2 separate regions of the Homo sapiens genome follow, and region 2 is linked to region 1. Evidence: chromatin loops called from intact Hi-C (ENCODE). Cell type or tissue: PC-9. All regions are shown on one strand. Each heading gives the region's core, and the rest is flanking DNA. Links, peaks and the distances in the headings are about the cores only.

Region 1 (5,451 bases), core at 193-5,192:
AAGTTCTTTTTGTGTTTGTGTTAACCCTGCCTTTCTTGTCAGGGGCTTTCCCCAGATGGCTGTCAGCTTTTAGAGTATATCCATATTGGACAGGTCGAAAGTTCTACGTGCATGTGCTGCAGATGCCCTGTGCCGTGCAGCTCAGCATGCATAGGTGGGGTAGTTGGTTGATGAGCTTTTCTTTAGGAGAACAGATTTTGAGCTATCTTTTTTTGTTGGAACCCTGCACACAACTGTCATTATGTAGATGGTTTTCCTCTCAGGTGGTTGGTTTTCTCCAGAGAAGAACCCTTGAATCTCCTGCCTGTGGAGGTGGACGTGTGGTTGGTGTTCTGGGTGCCCCTTGCCCTGAGCTCTGTTCTCCATGGTGCCTGTTTCCTGGGTCTGCAGCCCCTTCTCAGTTTCTCTGAAGAGTAAACCTCTCCCCTGCTTGGGGAGGAGCATGGGGGTTACGTAGTAGCCTGGCTGCATAACATGGGCTTAGTAGCTCAGTTTTCCATCATGAACCAGAGCCTCATCTTTCATGGTTCCTGTGCCTCCGAGGGCTGGGCTACTGGGGTGTCTGTCAGTCCAGATGGCTTTGTTCTCAAGTTTCCTCCACAGTGGATATGAATGTTTGCAACTTACACTCAATTACAACGCTTTCCTCTACTTTTCTCCAAGTTTGCTGAAATCTTTATTTGTGGATATCTCCTCTCTTTTTGCTTTGTCCTCATAGGTTAAAACGTTTTAAAATTCCCTAACAGTAGGAAATTTAGTAGGGTTTTGGAAGGGAGAGGAGGTGTAAGATGGTCACTCTTCCATGTTTAACTGGAAGTGGAAAGTCTAGGCTTTTGCTTCAGGCCTGGGAGGTGCACATGAAACAGTCCCTCCCAGTGGCTGCCTGGGGGGTCCCTGAAGGGTGTGAGACCACCGTGAATCCTGGGGCAGGGCACTTGCAGTACATGTGCTATGTGTTTGCTAGTATTGTTTTAGATGTTTGATCTCCTAGCCTTTGCTTTTCTTTGTATTTTTCCTGCTTTAGTCCATTTCCCTTCTAGCTCCTTCTGTTCTCATTTATCTTCTGCTGCTGCTTGGAGTTACATTTTCAGCAAGTCTGTAACACCTCTCTGAACCAAAGGCTCTCAAGTTCATCTTTCTTTCTCCAAGCCTACGCCTGTGCTGCTGTCATGAGTGGCGAGCTTCTGTTTCTTCTGTCTTCTTGTCAGTCCCAAGTGCCCTTTTACAGAGAATGCCTGTTTTTCACTGTCTAGCTCAGTTACCAGGAGTCCCTGTGAATGACACCCACAGGTCCCTCAAAGAAGTCAGATTTCTCTTGGACCTGATAAAGCAAACAAAATGTGACCCAAGCAGGCTGAGTTGGACGGGTCCCTTCTTACCTTCGCCCTCTGCCATGTTGACATTCTTATCTGATGGCACAGGCTGGGAGTTCAGGATCCACTTAGATGGGGTCCGTTCAGGGGATACCAGCGTTCACATTTTTCCTTTTAAGAAAGGGTCTTGGCCTGAATGTTCCCCATCCGGACACAGGCTGCATGTCTCTGTGAGTGTCAAAGCTGCCATGACCATCTCGGTAACCTACTCTTACTCCACAATGTCTATATTCACTGCAGGGCTCTATGATTAGTCCATAATGTAAATGCCTGGCCCAAGACGTATGGCCTGAGTTTATCCAAGGCCCAAACGATTACCAAACATTCCTCTTAGATAGAAGACAGATTTCTTTCCCTTGGCAAAGATCTTCTACTAAGATATGTTACAGGATGTTTTACATTCTCTTGGTCTTATAATAACACCACGCCCAATCCAGTATTTGATGCGTCGGTGGTCACTCGGAAGGTTGTTATTTTAAAAATACTTATTGTTCTCAGTCTGCAGTTCTCACAGCTGTAAAAAAAAAAAAAAAAAATACAGTCTTGTTTCCACCTTTCCAGAGTTTTATGGCACCTGGGAACTGGGATCAAGCTGGGACTGGGTCCAAGATTGGGGTGGGTGAGTGGCGCTTGCGTCAGGGAATGTGAGTGCCCTGCAGGCTGGAAGGGATGCTCTGGTTGTAGCCTTAAGATAAACAGATTGGGCTGGACATCTGTGGTTTCAGATTAGGCAGGAAGGAAATCATCTCCTACCTGGATTACTCAATATCTTCCTTACTGGTCCTGCAGTGATCCTGGGAGGGTGATATGATCGGCTTTGTTTACAGATGGATGAACCAGATGAGTCCCTAGGAAGTGAAGTGACTGGCCCAGGATCACGATGAACTCTCAAGGCCAAGTTTGAACCCAGGCCTTCTGACTCCAAGCCTGTAGTCCTTTCACTGGCCTACAGCTGCTTCCTGAGCCCCTTTCCTGGTTCAGTCAGGCAAAACAAACCAGCTTCCTGCGAGTTAAGGGGGAAAAGGGTTTAATGGGGACTGACTCATTGAGATTGGCAGTCCCCTTTGGTTAATTTCATCAGGTCATCTCCTAGCGTTCCATTTCCTTTTGTGGAGACACAGATCAGAGGCAATCTGGCTCTGTATGAACTCACTTTGTGACTCTGGGTGAATCATTTCCCTCTCTGGGTTTCAGGTTCCTCATTGCACAGTAAGTATATTGGAATTCAGTGGTTCTCAAATCTGCTGGAACGTCAGAATCACCTGGGGACATTTTCTTTAAAAAAAAAAAGCCAGCTCTATTGAGTCACATTTTACAATCAATGAGTTTTAGTAAGTTTACCAAGTTGTGCAACTATCAGCATAAATCAGTATTAGAACATTTTTATCATGTCAGTAATATCCCCATCCACTCCCACTCCCTGCCCTAGGCAACAAGTAAGCTATGTACTTTCTGCCCCTGTAGATTTACCTTTTCTGGATGTTTCACATAAATAGAATCATGCACTGTGTGGTCTCTTGCATCTGGCTTCTGTTACTTAATATAACATACTTGAGGTTCATTAATACTGTAGCATGTATTGATAGCCTATTCCTTTCTATTGCTCAATAATATGGCAATTGTATGATATGTCACATGTTATTTATCTACTTATCAGTTGATGGATATTTGATCCAGTTGATGAGTCATGAATGATGCTGCTTAGAACATTCATGGACACATTTTTGTGAGGGCGTATGTTTTCATTTCTCTTGCGTATATACCTAGAAGTGGAATTACTGGGTCAAATGGTAACTCTTATGTGTAACTTTTCAGGAAATAGCCAAACTGTTTCCCAAAGTGTCTGTACCATTTTACATTCCCATCAACAATAGATAAGGGTTACCCTCTGGAGAGCTTTTTAAAAATTGTCATTTCTGTGCCCTACCCACCTGAGGTCTGGCATGGGGCCCAGGAATCTGCATTTTATGAGCTCCCCAGGTAATTCAGATACATCTGGTTCGTGGATATGTGTTTCGGCCCACTAAGACCGGATGACCTCTGAAGCCTCCCTAAGGCCTGTTGTCTCTATTAGTCTGTGCCTCTCGGGCAAGACGCACCTTCCTGCCAAGTCTCTCTGGGTGTTTGTCTTTGGATCAGAGAATCAGTACGCAGAGCAGGGCTGAGGGAGTTGGCCAAGCAGCGTGCATAACTCTGCGCAGCACCTGTCCTGCATTATCCTCCACACTGGCCAAGGCTTTGTGTCCCTGGCTTCATGGACATAAAATTTTATCACAGGTTTTTATGTGTTATCACATTGTAAAAGTGCCATAAAATCAAGGGTCCAGTTTTCAGTGCATCTGAAAACGTCGTATTCCTTTAAGTTATAATCTTGGTTGCAGTCATTTTGGTAACTTGTTGAGAAGCCTCATCCCGACCCTGCCATTTATTAGCTATAACTAGATTTTTAATTGCTCCGAGCCTCTGTTTTCTCATCTGCAAAATGAGATTAATAACATCGACATCATGAAGTCTCTTGAAAGGATTAAATGAGATAACCTGTGAAATGCTACTGTAATGGACCTCAGTGCTCTTTTCTTTCTTTTGGCTGTTTCTGCCCCATCCCTGCTTCCATTATTATACATCTTTTCATGAGCTTATTGCCCATTTATATGTCTTCTATTGTTTTTAATGAGGTGAAATTCACATAGCATAATATTAACCCATTTCCTTCACATCCTTGTTATTTATTTTTTTTTAATTATATCCATCCTAGTAGTGGGTGTGAAGTGGTATTCATTGTGGTTCTGATTTGCATTTCTTGAATGGCTAATGATGTTGAGCTTCTTTTCATGTTTTTGTGTGCTTATTGGCCATTCATATATCTTATTTGCAGAAAAATATTTATTCAAGTCCTTTGCTCTCCTCTTCTTTTTTTTGTTTGTTTGTTTGTTTGTTTGTTTGTTTCTGAGACGGAATCTCGCTCTGTAACCCAGACTGGAGTGCAGTGGCGCAATCTCAGCTCACTGCAACCTCTGCCTCCCAGGTTCAAGTGATTCTCCTGCCCCAGCCTCCTGAGTAGCTGGGATTACAGGCACGTGCCCCCATGCCTGGCTAATTTTTGTATTCTTAGTAGAGACAGGGTTTCACCATGTTGGTCAGGCTGGTCTTGAACTCCTGACCTTGTGATCCGCCTGCCTTGGCCTCCCAAAGTGCTGGGATTACAGACGTGAGCTACCACGCTCGGCCTTTTCCTCCTCCTTTTTAAAGACAGTAGGGTGGTCTCACTATGTTGCCCAGGCTGGATTCCACCTTCTGGACTTAAGCAATCCTTCCACCTCAGCCTCTCAAGTAGCTGGGACTACAGCTGCACACGACTGCACCCTGCTCTTTTGCCTATTTTTAAATTGGGTTGTATGTCTTTTTGTTGTTCAGTTTTGAGAGTTTTTTTGTGTGTTCTGGATACTGGAACCTTATCAGATATATAATTTGCAAACATTTTCCCATTCTGCCATTTGTCTTTTCACTTTCTTGATAGTCCTTTGATGCACAAAAATTTTTATTTTGATGGTTTATCTGTTTTTTTCCTTTCGTTGCTCATATTTTTGGTGTCGTATCTAAGAATTCATTGCCCAAATCTAAGGATGTAAAGATTTACCCTTGTGTTTTCTTCTAAGAGTTTTATAATTTTAGCACTTAAATTTAGGTCTTTGATTCATTTTGAGTTAATTTTTGTATATGGTGTAAGGTAGGGTTCTAACTTCATTTTTTGGAGGGGCTATTCAGTTGTCCCAGCATGATTTGTTGAAGGGACTATGTCCCTTTGAATGGTCTTGGTACCTTTATCCAAAATCAACTGATCATAGATACAAGGATTTCTCTGGACTCTCAATTCTATTTCATTAATCTATATGTCTGACCTTACAATAACACCACACTGTCTTCATTACTGTAGCTTTGTAGCACATTTTATATCAGGAAATGTAAGTCTTCCAACTTTGTTCTTCTTTTTAAAGGCCTCCTTCTGTTATTAACCAGCCATCCCACTGTTATTTTGCTACTAGACCGGGGTATCAGCTATGTATACTGTAAAATTAGC
Region 2 (5,451 bases), core at 291-5,290, 500 kb after region 1:
TTTTTAGTAGAGACGGAGTTTCACCATGTTGGCCAGGCTGGTCTTGAACTCCTAGCTTCAGGTGATCTGCCCGCCTCGGCCTCCCAAAGTGCTGAGATTACAGGCGTGAGCCACCGCACCTGGCCGGGAAGTCCTTCTACTAAAAATGCAAAACTTAGCCAGGCATGGTGGCATGCCCCTGTAATCCCAGCTAGTCGGGAGGCTGAGGTAGGAGAATTGCATGAACCCAGGAGGCAGAGACTGCAGTGAGCCAATATTGCACCACTGCACTCCAGCCTGGGCGACAGAGCAAGACCTCATCTCAAAATATAAAAAAAGAAGTTCAGAGGGAGGCAGTTGTTGGATTAGGTCTGCAACTCAACAGCTTCAGGGCCAGCTTCTCTGCAGCTCTCTTGGCCTCTTCTTCATGGTTGCAAGCCAGCTTCTCCTGCTCCACCTATCATGTCCATCTTCAGGGAAGAAAGCAGGAAGGGCCATTGCAGCTGTGTATCTCCATTTGCCAATAAACCAAATACATTCCCAGAGCCCCATCCTACGTCCCACAAACTTCTATTTACATCTTATTGGCCAAAGTGGGCTCCATGGCCATTTGTGGCTGCAGAGGAAGCTGGGAAGACAGAGAAGGGATTGTTATGCTTGGCTGTGACCAATTGGGGTTCCATTAGCAGAGAAGAAAGACAGGAAGGATGTGGGTGAGACAACCTGGGATGTCTGATTATTGCACCCTTACCAAGCAAAAGCTTCTAGGAAGGGACAACAAAAGTTCAAACACCGCAGTGTCTGTTCATCTTTGACCCACTGAGGAACTACTCCTTAAAATGGGTTTAGGTCGTACATCCTCCCTTTATTCAGCAAATATTTATTGAGCACACACTCTGTGCCAAGCAATGTTTGGGGCAATGGAAATACATAAATCTCATGGAACTTACAAAATGCTGTGCAACCTAAAACACTTGCAGATAAGGAGACCTATTGCATCAGGCTTCTGGAGCGAACAGCCTATGAATGGACACCATATTTGGCTCTCCATTTGCTGAGAGCTGGAACGGGTGATGCTACAGATTTTATTTCTAACCAGATAGCTAGGGAACTTACACTTACCGCGCCTCCACATGATCGACCTCACCTTGTATACTCACAGCCACCTCAACAGCTGGGTGCTGCAGGTCTCTCTGCTTTACAGCGGGGAAAACAAAGCCTCAGCCAGGTGAGGGAACTTGCTCGTGATCATGCAGGTCTCAAGTGACTGGGGACTTTGAGCCCAAGTCCGCCTCATTTCAAAGCTTATGCTGGTTCCTCTGCATGCTGCGGCCTTTCTGAAACAATCACACGAAGCCATCACGTAGAAGACTAAACTCTCTTTAAAAGTAAACTTCAGCCAGAACTGACACCCTGAGCATGGGGCGTTCATCACAGCAGATACTGCTGATGATCACTGTGGCTTCATGAATAAGAGCCTGGGGACACAAGGAAGGCTTCTCCTATGACACACACACATGCACAAACACATGCACACACACGTACACATGCACACGTACACGCATTCATACACATGCACACACTCATACACATACAAGCATGCACACGCACACACATGCACACATGCACTCATACACATGCACACACACGCACTCATACACACATGCACTCATACACACACATGCACACTCATACACACACACACAAACACAAACACTGTTGCCTGCAGGGAAAATGCTTCAGGAGCCACCTCTACTTCTACATCCCACTTTTGTACGTGGATTCCAAAAATCTCTTCTAGGCCCAGGAACAGTCTTGTTTAAAGGCTGGCCAAGGAGGTGGGGGACAGAACCAGTGGGACCCAAAGAATCCAGTGTGCTGGAACTTGATGCCGATGTCAGCCTCAATGCTCTCACCCTGACAGCAGAAGTGGCGGCTTCTCCCTCCACCTGTGCCCGGACAGTGCCACCAGTCTAACTTCTGCCACCGTCCCTACCTGCAGCTCACCTGAGCCCAGAACCATGCCCCCTGCACCCTCCCGACACACTCAGGTAATGCCCCCGTTTGTGTTATCTCTTGCTCTATAACAAACAACCATTTTATTATTTCTCATGATTCACTGGGTCAGGAATGTGGTCGGGACACTGGTAATAGCTCATTCTTCCTCCACATGAAGTCCGCCGGGGCTGGGCCATCCAGGCTGGCTGGTTCACTCGCAGGTCTGATGATGATCAGGCTGAGATGATTGGAATGGTTTGCCAAGGGGGCCTCAGTTCTCTCTGCCGCCCTGTTCCCTGCTTCTTCCTCTCCATGTGGTCTCTTCACGAGGGTTTCTCTGGATGAAGAACAGGCAAGAGGAAGGAAGAGAGAGCTGCCAGATCTCTTAGGCCTGGGCTTAAGCACCCTTCCTGCATGTGGAACCCCTGGCACGCTAACCTAGGGAAAGGCTCACACTTCTCACTCACTCCACTACCCGGCCCACCTCAGTGACCTCAGAGGGGTCTGCCGAGCCTGGGGATGGGCAGTCGTCCCTGTCCACTCCCTGTCCTGGAGGTACACTGGAAAGCCACAAATAGGCCTTTGTAGCGGCAAGAGGCAGCTGAGAAGCACCACGGCAATGTAGCCGTCACTCTTGGTGACTCCAGCTCTTTCCATCCTCGGCCCCTCCATCCAGATTTGGGTCCTGCAAGCTGATTCTCAAGTTTGGCCCCATTGATAAGAGCCAGAGGCATTGTTGTTTTCTTTTCTTTTCTTTTCTTTTCTTTTTTTTTGAGACAGTCTTGCTCTGTTGCCCAGGCTGGAGTGCAGTGGCATGATCTTGACTCACTGCAACCTCCACCTCCCAGATTCAAGCAATTCTCTTGCCTTAGCCTCCCAAGTAGCTGGGATTACAGGCACCTGCCACCACGCCCGGCTAAATTTTGTATTTTTAGTACAGACAGGGTTTCACCATGTTGACCAAGCTGGTCTTGAACTCCTGACCTCAGGTGATCTGCCTGCCTTGGCCTCCCAAAGTGCTGGGATTACAGGCATGAGCCACCACATCCAGCCGGCATTGCTGTTTTCCTTGTGGCAATTTTAAGTCAAGTCAAGACTGATTCAGGGTCTTCCTGTTGATATAAGGGTGTGAGGAAGATGGTTGTGGCAGGTGCTATGAGAGGCTGACCTCATAAAAGTTGTATGAATCATTCAGACAACACTCCTGCCTTGTTATATTGGTCAAAGCCAACCATAGGCCTGCCCGCATTCAAGGGAAGGGATATGAGTCTACCTCAGCCTGCTCCTGACTCAGTTCTGTTTGCCTCAGAACTCAGCTACTCTCCCTTGGGATTCGCTGCATCCCAACTGCCTCTATCCTCCTCAGTCATGGTAATCATTCACTCACTCATTCAATCGTTCAACAAATATTAATTGAGCATCTACCCTGTGCCTGATACTATGCTAGGCACTGAATATATAGCAGTAAACCAGGTGGCATAAGACTGTCCCCAGGGAGCTTCCATCCTAAAGAAGGAGAGAGAAAATAAAGACATAAATGAGGACACTCTACGTGGTGTGTCAGGCATGATATGTGGGCTCATACCTGTAATTCCAGCACTCTGGGAGGCCGAGGTGGGAGGATTGCTTGAGCCCAAGAGTTTGAGACTAGCCAGGACAACATAAGAAGACCTTGTCTCTATGAGAAAAAAAAAATAGCCAGGCATGGTGGCACATGCCTGTGGTCCCAGCTACTCGGGAAGCTGAGGTGGGAGGATCGCTTGAGACCAGGAGATGGAGGGTGCAGTGAGCTATGACCTTGCTACTGCACACCAGCCACTCCAGCCTGGATGAGATAGTGAGATGCTGTCTCAAAAACAAAAACAAAGCAAAGTAGAAAACATGGATAAGGAGTGGTAGAGACAGGGTTGGACCTGCAATTTGAAATAGATGGTTAGGGGGTGTGGAACAAGCCAGCCACATGGCTATCTGGATAAGGGTGTCCCTGTTAGGGCAGGGAAATGTGCGAAAGCCCTGAGCAGTGGGGCCTGTGCAGAGGGTTCAAGATGCGGGAGGACAAGGCGGAGCAGGGGAAGAGGTATAGTCAGATGACGTGGGGCCCAGGGGAAAGACCTGGGGTTCAGTCTGAGTGAGATTACCGGCCAGTAAGGGATTTGGGCAGAGGAGCAACAGGATTCGACTAAGGCCAGCAGTCTGATGTAAGCTGTGGATTCGTGCACCTGCTTTGTGTGCAAATCACCTATTTTCCTGGGTAAAACCATTAGCATTAGAGGCTAGAGCCGTGAAGCTGAGCATACCCTTTCACTTAATAATTCCATGCCTGGGAATTCAACCTGGAGAGAGAATTTAACAAAACAGTATTCTTCAGGAGTCTCAAGTTTTCAATAAGAAGTTTTTAAATTTTGTGTTTTTAACAATAACCTTTTAAAATAATGGTGAACATATATTCCACTGTCTGGTTGATTACTTATATCTCAATACCACATTTCATTCCAGCAGCAGAGTTAAGTAGTATTGCTTTAATTGCAACAAGCTGAGCTAATGTGGGAAGAATGCAGTAGAGTGGCACAGAAGAATGGTGAGTTCATTGTTATTACCCTCCTAGCCCGTGAGAACGCCCACCATCCCATGAGTTCCTACATCTATGCCATGAGGAGCAGTTGGGTTTCAGCACAGCATTCTCTATCTTTGCAAAGTTGTTGATTTTAACCCTGTGTTTTGAAGTTGTGCTTTGATTTAATTAGCAATTTCATTTTGATGGGATAGTTATATCAGTCATACCCCTTCTACTTAGTTTTATGTCCATAATATTATAATTAAACATTATTTAATTCAACATTGAAGGGCAGTGAAATAATTATTTTCTGTTTTTTCTTTTTTTCTTTTTAATTATTATACTTTAAGTTTTAGGGTACATGTGCACAATGTGCAGGTTAGTTACATATGTATACATGTGACATGCTGGTGCACTGCACCCACTAACTCGTCATCTAGCATTAGGTATATCTCCCAATGCTATCCCTCTCCTCTCCCCCGACCCCACAACAGTCCCCAGACTGTGATGTTCCCCCTCCTGTGTCCATGTGTTCCCATTGTTCAGTTCCCACCTATGAGTGAGAATATGCGGTGTTTGGTTTTTTGTTCTTGCGACAGTTTACTGAGAATGATGATTTCCAATTTCATCCATGTCCCTACAAAGGACATGAACTCATCATTTTTTATGGCTGCATAGTATTCCATGGTGTATATGTGCCACATTTTCTTAATCCAGTCTATCATTGTTGGACATTTGGGTTGGTTCCAAGTCTTTGCTATTGTGAATAGTGCCACAATAAACACACGTGTGCATGTATCTTTATAGCAGCATGATTTATAGTCCTTTGGGTATATACCCAGTAATGGGATGGCTGGGTCAAATGGTATTTCTAGTTCTAGATCCCTGAGGAATCGCCACACTGACTTCCACAATGGTTG

The links. A loop is a pair of places that touch in the nucleus more often than their neighbours do. Peaks named below come from ENCODE experiments on the same cell type or tissue, not always from the same donor. Only the 100,000 strongest peaks of a DNase experiment are listed, where the experiment ranks them.
Region 2: a loop joins it to region 1, with 10 times the contacts of the local background. A loop is called at or near these places in 2 of 110 quality-filtered maps.

The regions. Positions count from the first base shown.
Region 1 is chr15:71,293,033-71,298,483 of GRCh38, forward strand. All of the region lies in intron 6 of THSD4 (thrombospondin type 1 domain containing 4), which reads left to right. LOC124903520 (a long non-coding RNA gene) reads right to left here. Exons shown (of 2, transcript XR_007064700.1): 1 at 2,127-5,451; 2 at 1-1,887. Among named protein-coding and RNA genes, the nearest start is that of THSD4-AS1, 110 kb to the left of the region's middle. RefSeq lists an enhancer at 1,829-3,028 and a silencer at 2,278-2,572. In PC-9, for the core only: no CTCF peak of the experiment used is centred there; DNase peaks (open chromatin) are centred at 1,759, 2,169, 2,519 and 3,089; H3K4me3 peaks cover 1,951 bases; H3K27ac peaks cover 5,000 bases.
Region 2 is chr15:71,788,168-71,793,618 of GRCh38, forward strand. No RefSeq gene overlaps it. Among named protein-coding and RNA genes, the nearest start is that of NR2E3, 20 kb to the right of the region's middle. In PC-9, for the core only: no CTCF peak of the experiment used is centred there; DNase peaks (open chromatin) are centred at 2,134, 3,164 and 4,544; H3K27ac peaks cover 3,754 bases.